Linked DNA regions of Homo sapiens: region 1 is linked to region 2. Evidence: chromatin loops called from intact Hi-C (ENCODE). Cell type or tissue: CD14-positive monocyte. All regions are shown on one strand.

Region 1 (2,500 bases), 1.9 Mb after region 2:
ACAGGAATTTTCTTGATATAAACCTGTACTAGTTTCCTAGAGTTACCATTTCAAAAGGCCACAAATTTGGTAGCTTAGCATGATAAGAATTTATAATATTTACTTAGAGTTGTGGCATACAGGATTCTGAAATTAGGGTGTTGGCAGAACCACGCACCTCCCAGAAGCTCTAGAGGGGAATCCTTCCCTGCCTCTTCAGGCTTCTGGCGGCTCGGGTGTTCCTGGGTTTGTGATCACGCCACTGCAATCTCTGCCCCTGTCTTCATATGGCCGAATCCTCTCTGTCACACATCTCCCTGTGCCTTTCTAAGGACACTGGCCATTGGATTTAGAACTCACCTGGATAATACAGGATGAGCTCATCTCAGGATTCTTAACTTCATTACGTCTTCAAATACCTTTTGTTTTCTTTTCTAAATTAGGTCACATTCACGGGTTCTATGTGGACATATTTTGGGAGGGCTTCCATTAACTCACTATGAAATTCTCATGCATTCATAAACTAAAGGCAGATGTAGGAAGAGGGAAGTGGTGAGCACTGGAGTCCCTGCTGTGACCTCCTGCCTGTGCGAAGGCCATGACTGTTAGTCCAACATTGCAGACCTCTCGAAACTTGGCAATGCTCCTCATAGGAGAGGAACTTCACGTGTCAAGGAGAGATGGGGAGGGGAGCAACTGCATTTGAGAACATGAAGAGAAGGTTATTGTGACACTTTGCAGGGAAGCTTTAGCCACATTGAAGCAGAGTAAAGAATAAATCTTCTCTCTTTACTTTTCAAGACCCATAATTTCCTCACAACCATACCTGGAGATTAGTTTAGGACCTAAAATCTAAATTGTATTATTTTTCCCTACCCAAAGGAGACACAGAGCTATTAATAATCGACTGCTTATTAAATCTTAAGTATTTTAATAATATTACTCCGTTTTACTTCATTTTTCTTTCCCTTGTAAGAAAAATAACATTCACACCCATTATATAAATGTGAACACTGAGGCCTTGTGATGTTAAGCAACTTGCCAGGATCTCATAGATAGGAATTAGAGGAGCTGAGACACATAGAGTCCATGCTCTTTCTAGCCCGGGAGTCCATCTAGAACAGTCCTGGCCCTCTAAGTTGACTGCCTTAACATGACTGAATTTCCTCCTTTTCTCCTGAAACAGCGGTAAAACATCCTTTAACAGCAGCCAGAGAAGCTTGGGCTGAGGGAATAGATTTTCCTTTTGCTTACACTGTACTGCCATCTAGTGGCTACATAGTTAATTACAAATAATACCTTTTCTGGTGTCTTCATTCTTTTTTTGGGGGGGGTATTGGTAATTAATTGATATTTAAATATTGCTTCTAAACATTGTGATTCTATAAAAATCTACATCAACTTCATTCCTTTGCTTCCATATATGCACGCACCGCTTCTCCTGTACACCTCTCCTACATATGTGTACCCCACTTGGTCATATTTTGTGTAGCAGATAAGTGAGTTAGGCCTACCTTCAGTGCTCAGAATATGACTTGAAACATCCAGAAATTAAAATTGTATGCAAACACACCACATGCTCCCCATCCTCCCTCCTCATGGAACTGTGCTCCTTCGGCATGATCTAAATAAAGCTTGTCCAACCTGTGGCCCACAGGCCATATGCGGCTTAGGACAGCTCTCAATGTGGCCAAATTCATAAAGTTTCTTAAAACATTGTAAGTATTTTTGCAATTTTTTAAGCTCATTAGCTATCGTTAGTGTTAGTATATTTTATGTGTGGCCCAAGACAATTCTTCCAATGTAACCCAGGGAAGCCAAAAGATTGGATACCCCTGGTAAATTGACAGAAATGTTAGGATAGACTTGCTTTTGATCATGTTTTTAGATCTGCATACACAATTTTTGTCCCACCAAAGATGACGTATGCACTAAGCCATGGCAGAACTGCCTCTGGTACTGATTGCCCAGCGCACGTGCTGGAATGAGATCACCCATTGAGGGATGTGTGCTGAGTGCCTCTGTGTACAAGTTGAGCGGAAGGAGGTCTCACCGCCCCATTATAAAATATACATTCTGAAGCTGCAAGACACCAACCAGTGCTAGTATTAATCATCTAATGTGGCTGTTGTAACAAATTACCACAAATTTAGTGGCTTAAAACAACGCACTTTTATTATCTTACTGTTCTGGAGGTCAGAAATTTAAAATAGGTTTCACGGGCCGAAAACCAAGGTGTCGGCATGCTGGTGTCTTCTGGAGGCTCTAGGGGAGCGTCTGTTCCCTCACCTCTTCCGGCCTCTGGAGGTTGTCTGCATTCTTTGGCTTAGGGCCCCTTCTTCTATCTTCAAAACCAGCAACATGGCTCCAGTCCTACTCACATTGCTATCTTTCTGGTTTGCTCTCTTTTGTCTTTCTCTTCTCCACTGAAAAACCCTTGCTGGTTATATTGAGACCACTTACAGTAATCCAGGATAAAGTCCCATCTGCCTATTTTAAGGGTAGCTGATTAACAACCCTA
Region 2 (2,500 bases):
TAAAATTTCCCTTCTGCCTCAAAATGGGTTACTTAAAACCAAATTACTTACGGGATTTCTTGGGTCAGGCATGGTATAGAAAGGTCTTACAGCCAATGGATATTTATCAAGAATATAAAAATCTGTATCATACTATAAAAAGAATAAATGCAATTAAAATACATTTTTAAAAAGTAAAATGGCTAACATTTTGGTAATTAACTTTATACAAAAATTTTGGTTCTTCGTAATTACTCTAATTATATTGTATATACAATGAATATCTTGCTTTTTTCAGTAACATTTTTATCCTACAGCATTTTGCCATGGTGTCATAAATTCTTGCAATACCTAATTTTTAGGCATTACTTATTATCCATAGTTTTTAAATTTTTTTTTTTTAAGAGATGGGGTCTTGCTCTGTTGCTTAGGCTCGAGTGCATGATGAGATCATGGCTTAAGCAGGAGCCTGGCTAATTTTTAAAATTTTTTGTAGAGATGGAATCTCGCTATGTTTGCCCAGGCTGGTCTTGAACTCCTGGCCTCAAATGATCCTCCTACCTTGGCCTCCCAAAGTGCCAGAATTACAAGCATGAGCCACAGTGCCAGGCCTACGGTTTAAATATTCATTTTTTTCCTTTTTTTTTTTTTGAACATGTAAGCCCTTTCTAATTTCTCCCCCATTCTAAATTACACTTTGATAAACATCTTTGATTTTTACTTTTTTCTTTGTTATTCTAGTTCATCTAGTCATTCTGATGCATTTTATAATGAAAAAAATTATCTCAAATCCTTTTGATTGTTATAGAAACTATATTAAGTCCATGAATTATTTTGGGAAATTTGATGTATTTTACAATATCCATCATTGAAAAACATGGATTATCTTCCCAAGAATTTAAATTTTTATCTAGATATATACATGAGATTTTGGTAGTTTTCTTCAAATGAATGCTACAACTGAAAGAAATAAATGACATTAACTTGAAATTATGACTTTTTTTAGAGAATGCTTACTATGTGACCTAGATTTAATTAAAAATAAATAAATTACATTTGAGGGCCCGGCGCGGTGGCTCATGCCTGTAATCCCAGCACTTTGGGAGGCCAAGGTAGGTGAATCACCTGAGGTCAGGAGTTCGAGACCAGCCTGGCCTACATGGTGAAACCCTATCTCTACTAAAAACACAAAAAATTAGTTGGGTGTGGTGGTGGGCGCCTGTAATCCCAGCTACTCGGGAGGCTGAGGCAGGAGAATCGCTTGAACCCAGGGGGTGGAGGTTGTAGTCAGCCAAGATAGTGCCATTGCACTCCAGCCTGGGCAACAAGAGCGAAACTCCGTCTCAAAAAAAAAAAAAATTACATTCCAACAGTTTTTGACTTTCAACATTTTTGATAAAACTTGAGATGAGGATGTTAATAGCTGACAAACTGAAACTGGCTCTGCTGAAACAGCATTTTAAAGGTATAAACTGAATATTGTATGACTTCAGAAATATCAGTTCTCTAGTCTAACAGTTTCAACTGCCACCAGTAGGAGGAGCTCAAGGACTAATTTTCCTTTTCATTATATCATTATCTTAAAAATTTTAAAAAGATCATACTAAGTTTAGCTTTTATCCTCTTTGGAGTCTTGGTTTTAGAAAATGAGATTGGAAAGTAGCTATTACATAAGAGGGAGAGAGGAACCTCATTCATCTTGAAGTCTCATGAGACAGCAGGGGTACACAGGGAAGACCATTTCTAAATAATTTTCAAATAACTTGGAGGTCATTTCCAACTAATCCGACATAGGTATCACTTTTAGAGACACCTCAGAACAACTTCGTAAAAATATTAAATACTGAGTTAATCAGATCATCTGGGAGAAAGGCAGGCTGTCTGAATATTTCTCAATTTTCTAAGAAAAAAATTTTTTTAATGTTGTCCTTCTTCGGTTTTTATTTATTCCAGAATCATACCATTCTAGGAAGCTCAGACCCCTCTGCAATTGTTTTTAGTCCCAAGAGACATTTCAGAATTAGAAAAAGAAATCCAGCATATAAAGAGTCCTACCTTTTCCTTTACCAAATGACCCAACAGCTTTTCATTTGGTGTGCTGAAAAAGAAACGTGAAATCAGTGTTTGAAGATCAAATGGCAACTTAAAAACATTAATAAGGAACTTCTTCTATTTGAGTTTCTCAAGGGATTACAAAATTTGGCCAGAACACGCAGTTGTCTATTCTGCTCTTTTCTTAAAAGGCAAGTACTACTGAAAATCACTTATGAGTATACCTTGGTACAGTGACTCAGTGCTTAGTAGATGCTGCTCAAATATTTAATTAAAGCAATAAACAGAATATAGCAATTCATTGATTCAGAAATATCATGGATGAAGTAATTTCCTACAATTACACATAATAAAAGTTCGCTATACTAATATGGGCTAGTCTTGCCATGAAATAATCTTCCCTTTTTGGTACTCTTTATCAATGGTTTATGAAATAAAAATTAGTATTATCCAAGGTTTTAAAAGTGTT

What was found. Peaks named below come from ENCODE experiments on the same cell type or tissue, not always from the same donor. Only the 100,000 strongest peaks of a DNase experiment are listed, where the experiment ranks them.
Region 1: it touches region 2 in a loop (10-fold over the local background); 20 of 110 quality-filtered maps call a loop at or near these places.

Annotation. Positions count from the first base shown.
Region 1 is chr2:137,837,431-137,839,930 of GRCh38, forward strand. No RefSeq gene overlaps it. Among named protein-coding and RNA genes, the nearest start is that of HNMT, 130 kb to the right of the region's middle. In CD14-positive monocyte, CTCF peaks have their summits at 1,286 (motif pointing left) and 1,520; no DNase peak of the experiment used is centred here.
Region 2 is chr2:135,912,435-135,914,934 of GRCh38, forward strand. It overlaps DARS1 (aspartyl-tRNA synthetase 1), which reads right to left. Exons shown (of 16, transcript NM_001349.4): 12 at 2,035-2,077; 13 at 52-132. Among named protein-coding and RNA genes, the nearest start is that of MCM6, 37 kb to the left of the region's middle. In CD14-positive monocyte, CTCF peaks have their summits at 1,534 (motif pointing right) and 1,734; a DNase peak (open chromatin) is centred at 1,517; H3K27ac peaks cover 874 bases.